2 separate regions of the Homo sapiens genome follow, and region 2 is linked to region 1. Evidence: read pairs that join two places in POLR2A ChIA-PET (ENCODE). Cell type or tissue: OCI-LY7. All regions are shown on one strand.

What was found. Peaks named below come from ENCODE experiments on the same cell type or tissue, not always from the same donor. Only the 100,000 strongest peaks of a DNase experiment are listed, where the experiment ranks them.
Region 2: POLR2A ChIA-PET joins it to region 1 with 9 read pairs; 6 of 35 experiments call an interaction of 5 or more read pairs at or near these places.

Annotation. Positions count from the first base shown.
Region 1 is chr2:151,764,682-151,768,681 of GRCh38, forward strand. No RefSeq gene overlaps it. Among named protein-coding and RNA genes, the nearest start is that of NEB, 32 kb to the left of the region's middle. RefSeq lists a silencer at 2,336-2,395. In OCI-LY7, no CTCF peak of the experiment used is centred here; a DNase peak (open chromatin) is centred at 1,930; H3K4me3 peaks cover 318 bases; H3K27ac peaks cover 1,000 bases.
Region 2 is chr2:151,817,394-151,821,393 of GRCh38, forward strand. The region is part of intron 1 of ARL5A (ARF like GTPase 5A); the gene reads right to left. Among named protein-coding and RNA genes, the nearest start is that of ARL5A, 9.0 kb to the right of the region's middle. In OCI-LY7, a CTCF peak has its summit at 1,981 (motif pointing left); no DNase peak of the experiment used is centred here.

The sequences.
Region 1 (4,000 bases):
AAGGAGGCTGGGAGAGAACGATGGGAGAAGATGGGCAGGAGACAGCTAGGAATACCACCTGGATCAAATCTTACTGGCCCTTATGATACTTTTGAAGGTTTTGAGTCAGGGAGTGGCATCTATGTGCAGTGTGGTCCACATGGATAAATCTTGAAAAGGGCATTTATCTGTACTGCTGAGGATTGGGCAGTGTCTTTGGTTGAGTATTTAGGGATGGCCAGAGGGCCACTTTTGCTTACAGAAAGCAAGTTCAAGCTCAAGTCTCAGACATTATGGAGCTAATTAGGGAGTGGGCATCACTCTGTCCACATTTCTGTCCTCCCTCCTGCTCCCCATCCTCTGGGACTCACCCTCCACTCCAGGCTTCTAGGGAAGGTGAGCTGTGAGAAAAGACAAAACAAAAGCCAGTTAATTCGAGTCTTTCAACTTGGCCCAAGTTTAGGTAATGGAGGGGCTGATGCTGATTGGAGGTCTGGGAAGTAGCTGAGCAATGTGGGTCTTTTGTGTTTGCTCTTTGCTTTCTTTAGATTCATTTATCCAGCCCCAGCCTTGCTCTTTTATTTGCTTATTTTTTTATTTTATTGCTTCTTTATTTTTGAGCCTTTGAACTCACCCTTCTGGAAAATAGGTTCCCACTTGTACCAGCCCACCCTGTCCACGCCACACCTCTGCCACCTCAGGAAAAACCTGAGGCCAGGAGAGTTGTGATTCTCTTCTTTGATTTCAAAAGGTTTCATGGAAAAAAATGGCTTTGGGAGATAATACAGGAACACTTGATGCACAACACATAATCATTCAGCCTTGCAAATACTTTAAAAGTTAGCTGAGAGACAAATCATAGGCATTGACATCAATTCTCTCTGTGTTCTAACTCCAGGAGAAAATACAAGGGAAAAGGGAAAAGTGGAGGAAATAGGGCTTATCTCCTTCTTCTAAATAGTGACTTCAGAGCTTGGAAATACAAGATGAACTGGAATGCATGCCCTTTCCTGCCTCTTTCCGCTGCCATCAACTCCACATGCTCTCCAAGAAGCCCTGCCAGACCCTCTCCATCCTTCCCTCCTCCTCACCCCAACCTCCGGGTTCCACCCTTCAGTGTCAAAACCACCACCACCACCACCACAGAGTGGGGAAGGAGATGGGAGGAGCAGTGTTTTAACCTGCTGCACATGGACTGAAATACAGCTCTGAAGGCGGAAATAAAAACAAAGCCCTCCCATTAGAATGAAATCCAATCTCCTTGCCTCAGGCCCACTTCCTGCCCCTCCGTGCTCAGGCCACACTCTGGACTCACTGCCTCAAGTGCTTAAGCTCCCTGCTCAAACAGCGCCTGCCCATCGCTCTCCACGCCCCTGCCTCGCTGTATTGCCGTATTGCCTGCATGCTGCTCATCACCTCTACCTTCCGTTGTAGAGCTGTCTATCTGGGTGTGACCTGACCTCTCCCAGGGGGAACGGGCTGCTAAGAGTTGGGACTGCAGGGGCTTGTTTCATGCTGTGAATTAGTTCCTGGCATGCAGAAGGTACACACAAAAACAAATGAGAACAGAAGTTTGAGTAGCATAATACACTAGAAATTACTTCTTATTTATGGTATTCATTTTAGACATGGAGAAAATGAGGCCTAGAAAGGTTAGAGTGGCTTCCCCAAAGCCACATGACCAGGGAGCAGTGGGGTCAGGCCTAGAAGTCCAGGGGTCCTGATTCTTCCAGACTGGTGTTCATCCAAACACCCCACCCTCACCCACAGTGGCCTTTGGTGTGTTCTCTCTGTGTCTCTCTCATGCACACACACACACACACACACACTCCTTCTAATGGGCCACAAGGGAAATCTCAAGTAAATGATATTCAGTAGTAGTTTCCTGCCCCAACATTCAAAATTTGAGCCAAGAGAGAAAGGAAGTTGAGAGCTACTAAGTAAACATTTAAAGCCTACAAGGCAGAGATCTTCTCCAAATTTGACAGATAAAGCACTGGGCCTTGAAGAAGCAGAGAAGGTAAGAGGCTTTGCTCAGTAGCTCCACCAACAAGCTGCGTTGCTGACTCAGAGCCCTTTGTCATAACAGCACTGCTGGGCCCCTCATTAGACTGCCTGCACCAAGGCTGAGGTCTCCTGTTGGTTGTCCCCATCTCTGGTGGATGCCCTTGTGACTGCATGACCTACAGTCTCTCAAGTTCTTAACAAGCCACATCGGCTTTGGGGCAGCAGCCCTACCTTTGATTCAGAGCTTAGGGTGTGTGCCTTCGAGGCTGAGAGGAGTGTGCAGGCATAGCTGGCACTTTCTAGAATGACAGCTCATCTGCCTGCCCACCCCCCCGTGAAGGTGCCAGGGACTGAGATAACCCAAAGGCACTCACCCTCCCAGGAGTACCTCTCATCCTCCCCTGTGCATTAGCTCCTAGGGTCAGTGGATGCTCCCAGCTAGAGATTACTGGGCAAAGCCACCTTTAAAATGAACAAACTTGCACATATAGTTCCCCCAGCTACTCAGGAGGCTGACGCAGGAGGATCACTTGAACCCAGGAGTTGGAGTCCAGCATGGGCAACATGGCAGGTGAGACCCCCATCTCTAAAAAACAAAAAAGAAAAGAAAAATCAATGAGCCCAGCTAGCACTTAGCAAGTGTGGGCATAAACATGCATGTTCAATGTTCAAGCACCAGAGGACACACACGAACACCCCTCACAGTTTTATTTTAGGTCAGAAGTAGGCAACCTTAGAGTTGGAACTTGGAAACAGGCATATGTTAGTGTCATACAGAGGACAGATGAGACAGAATCTGAGGGCCTCCACAGGGCAGAATGAGGCTTAAGAGAGTTCCAGGGAAGTTAATACAGAGAAAGACTTCCTAACAACTAGAGCTGCCTGAAAAAGCAGCAGCCTGTCTGGCACGGCAGTGGCTGCTGTGGCTCAAAGGGTATGGAACATGAATGCACAGCCCCTGAGTAGAAACGCTGAGGGGACTTCAGCCTCCAGGATCCTTCCAACACTAAGACTCTGAGACATCTTGAAATAGTTCACTTACTGCTGTCTGGTGTCAAATCATCATTTCCTAAAGTCACTATGACTCATGGTTCCTGAGGACAACTTTTGTCCCCATATCCCAGAGGTATTCACTTTGAAGTTTTAAGAAAGAAGACAAACTTGTAAGCAGGGAGTTTGTGTTTGGCTGTCAGTGATAACTTACAGATATTTCTCATCTCCCTCTCCCTGTGATATATTTTAAAAGTATATTACTATAGGGAGTATACTTGGAGGAAACTGTCAAAACGTCTTCAAAACCCAAGGAGTTAAAATTGATGTCCTGCTTTCAGAAACAGCCAGGTAAATCCTTCCATTGACTAAAACTCTCTGCTCAGCACCCTCACTCAACTGTCTGGGAGCAATAAGGAGGACTTGCTAATCCTCTTCAAGGAGCAGAGAAATATTTGCCATTACACTTGTGAGCCTGCCATGTGACCCTGGGAAAGCTGCTTAGCTTCTCTGAGCCTCAGTTTCCTCATGTGAAATGTGGAGGTTAGACTAGTGCCTACTGTACAGAGTTACTGGTAGCATTAAATTAAATAATGCATGGAATGCACTTACACTATCAGACACACAATAAATACTAAAAAAAGAGGTTAGCTACCGTTATTATTAACATCATCAGCATCATCCTTATTAGAAATTACTACTGTAAAGAGAGTACAGTACTTATGAATACAACCAGGTCTCTATTCTGGATTTGCCACTCGTAGCATTAGAATAGCACAAACATGTCAGGTTCATCAATGTTTTTCTTGTTGTGCCTGGGATGTCATCCAGGCTGGCACAGGGTGCATGATACTAAGATAAAACACTTCTGAGACAGGTGACATTGCCTACTCTTGCTACCCAAAGTGTGGTCGATAGACCTGCAGCATTGGCCTCACCTGAGAGCTTGCTAGAAAATCAGCCTTGAAGGCTGGGCACAGTGACTCACCCGTGTAATCCCAGCACTTTGGGAGGCTGAGGCAGG
Region 2 (4,000 bases), 53 kb after region 1:
TAAATGTTGAATTAATATTCATTCTATAAGTAATAAATGTTGAGGATTATAACACCTCAGAGTAAGATCTTTATAATTCAAATGGTAGATGTTTTCCATATAATTGCCACTTACCAGAGGAAATTCCTAATGATCTATAGGCACCTCCTATTATACAAAAATAGGAAGATCAAGTAAATAAAACATTTTAATACAATCCATTTTATCCAGTCATCTATTTCTTTGTAAGAAAGAGCAGGCAGCTTAGAACCACTAGGGTCCTTAAGTGACATGACCACCTGCCCCTTTTATGAGTTATTAAGAATAATTTAAAGACCTAGGGCCCAGGCCAGGTGTGGTGGCTCATGCCTATAATCCCAGCACTTTGGGAGGCTGAGGCCGTCGGGTGGATCACCTGAGGTCAGGAGTTCAAGACCAACATGACCAACATGGTAAAACTCCATCTCTACTAAAAATACAAAATTAGCTGGGCGTGGTGGCACATACCTGCAATCCCAGCTACTTGGGAGGCTGAGGCAGAAAAATCGCTTGAACCCAGGAGGCGGAGAGTTGCAGTGAGCCAAGATCATGCCATTACACTCCAGCCTGGGCAACAAGAGCGAAACCCCGTCTGTGGTCTTTAGTCTCCCAGATCCACAAACAATTCTGCTACTATCCCAGAATAGACAGGACTCAGAGAGAGCAATTCATGGAAATGACTAAGACATAAATAAGAACAGCAAATGAGTAACATACAATAAGATCAAATGTTGAAAAATGAATGACAAGTAACAAGTCTATCCCTGAGGATATGTTACATGATGGCTGAATTAAAATCAGATGATTACTTGGGGAGCATGGAATCCCAACCACAAGGAGTGTTACAGGCTGCAATGACTGATGTGAATCCTTTCTTTTTTTTTGAGACAGGGTCTCACTCTTGCTGCCCAGGCTGGATTGCAGTATCACAATCACGGCTCACTGTTGCCTCAACCTCCCAGGCTCAAGTGATCCACCCACCTCACCCTCCTGAGTAGCTGAGACCACAGGTGTGCACCACCACGCCTGGATATTTTGTTTCTTTTGTAGAGATGGGATGTCCCTGTGTTTCCCAGGCCGGTCTCAAACTCCTGGGCTCAAGCAATCCTCCCGCCTCAGCCTCAAAAAGTGCTAGGATTACAGGTGCAAGCCACTGTACCTGGTCTGAATTCATCTTTAGAGCAAGGCCATGCCTGCATGAGGGCCAGGTAATCGAGTCCTTGGGACAAGGTACCTTTGCACCTAGAAAGTTTTTAAATAGCATGGCAATTCTGCCTAACTCCATTTTTCTATGTCCCAAAATTAAGCATTCCTTTTTTGATGATGTAACTCCTCTTCAGTTTTATTAATACACGCACTCATAAACATTTTTAACACAACTAGAATTCATTATCAGGCTATACTCTGATCTCTGACTTGGATAAGAGTTTTTAGCTTCCCAGGAGAATACTGATTTTTAATCACAGCATTCTCAAAATGTCAGCTTATTTTTAAGTTACGGGAATATATCCCGCCCCCGCCTCCACCCCATTCCCCCAATGTATTAGCTACGGGGCAGAATTTAGATGGGCTTCTCAATACTTGGGAAGAAAATACAATTACTCTGACCAATGAAATACCAGAGAAAATACAACTACTTTGACCCTAAAAACAGTACAAAATTAGCAGGAAAAGTCCAAAAGGAAACAAAAACATAGGCAAGAATCTATAATATATAACAATAAAGAATGACTAAAAAATGTGTATATGTATAAATAATGTACACAGAGACAACGAAGTAAAAAACAGTACTCTCTCAGTTTCTTACAAGGGCCGTAATCAGCTAAGGAGGTTAAACACTTATTCCAACCATGTTACCATTTTTTCAAAATAGTTTGCTACGGTTCTTTTATAATTGCTTTCAGAGCCTGAGGTACACCATTTTGAATATTGCCACCTAATGGTGGCAAATCTTTTAAACTCTGAAGATGAACTTGACTTTAAAGTGGGAGATGAGCCACCTCGTATCATCTTGGTCATAAGGTAAAAGGTATCTAAAATGAGTGCCATTTTTTTTTTGTTAAGTGAAATATGAAGAATTATTTAAAAATTTGTTTCCAAAGAACTTCTGAGTTTCAAAGAATAGATTGAATAATAGTAGGACATACCAGTGGAAAAACTATATAGCCTCCTAAAATGATAGCTTTAAAGTAAAACCTCATCTGGCTTTAGTACAGGTATTTTTTTAAGTGGTCTCCTTACTTCAGCCATGTCCTTAGGACTTGGTTACTATGTCCTAATTCCAAACCTGGTGCTTTTCTAACAGTTCTGTTAGGAAAAACTAGCTAGGCAAAAACTACTGAAAAAAAAAAAAAGACTCTTAGGCCAGGCATGGTGGCTCACACCTGTAATCCCAGCACTTTGGGAGGCCGAGGCAGGTGGATCACAAAGTCAGGAGTTCAAGACCAGCCTGGCCAAGATGGTGAAACCCCATCTCTACTAAAAATACAAAAAAATTAGCCTGGCATGGTGGCGTGAGCCTATAGTCCCAGCTACTTGGGAGGCTAAGGTAGACGAATTGCTTGAACCTGGGAGGCAGAGGTAAAATTCTTTATCATACCTGGCCACTAGCTGAACATGATCACCAAGGTAAAACTGCTGTGAACAAAACCATGTGCTATAACACACAGACAAGTCTAAGATAAAGCAGATGGCAGAAATTACTCATTCCAGGATTTCATCTTATAACACAACTTAGTTGCCTACTGAGGAAAGGAAAAGGTTAACAGTTTCAAGATGCATCATCTTTTACAACCACTGTATGGAATGAACTAGAGTATCAATAAGCTGAAATTAGATAACCTATCCTGTGGTGGATTAGGATTTAAACTGCTTTAAATCTTTCTTTAACAGTGCCTAGAAATAAAGAAGGCACACTGGAGAGAGAAGGTATAGTAGATGATACAGGGTAGGAATCCACATGTCTGGGCCAGGCACAGTGGCTCACGCCTGTAATCCCAGCACTTTGGGGGGCTGAGGCGGGTGGATCACTTGAGGTCAGGAGTCCAAAACCAGCTTGGCCAACATGGCGAAACCCCGTCTCTACTAAAAATTCAAAAATTAGCTGGGTGTGGTGGCACACACTTGTGGTCCCAGCTACTTGGGAGGCTGAGGCATGAGAATCAGTTGAACCTGGGAGTCAGAGGTTGCAGTGAGCCAAGATTGTGTCACTGCACTCCAGCCTGGGCGACAGAGTGAGATCCTGTCTCCAAAAAAAAAAAAAAAAAAAAAAAAACAGAATCCATATGTCTGGCATGGTGGAAAATGTTAATAGAGAAAAGCGTGTCGGAGACAGTGATAAGAAAGAAATGAAGTGGCTAGCCATGGAATTTGGGCCGGGAAAGAAATCCAGTCCTGCCCTACAAGGTTAAGAATGTCCGGAAGTCCTAGCAGGTGAAAGGTTAGGTTATTGTTAGGGTAGAAGGAAAGATGAAAGGTAAAATGGCTATGAACAAGAGGAGAGAAATTAGCCAAGGTCTGAAGCTTTGGAGGACCCATAACCTTCTGTCTGCACCTGAAAGTGAATAACTAAATCCAGGTAAGATCATTAGATAAACATGATGAAAAAGGATGAGTGTGACAAAGCTAGCTAAGCCTTAGCCCAAATCTTCCCCTAACTCTTCTTGACCTACGTACTAAAACTTAGAAAAGCTGCTCTACTCAGTCTCTAGAACATGTCATAAACTTTCCAATCATTTAACTTTGCTCATGCCATTCTCCACACTACAATCTTACTCTTCTGCCTACCTATTTTACAAATTCAATGAATTCCTATATACTTACAAATGCATAAATATGCAACCATGCCCCCAAACTCTTAAGACCTAAGCAGATTTCTAAAGTCAATCAAGGGAAACCAAACTAATATATTTGAACATATCATATTCTTACCAAATGGTTAAAATACTTCAAAAACAAAAAGGAGGAAAGAAACTCCAATCAA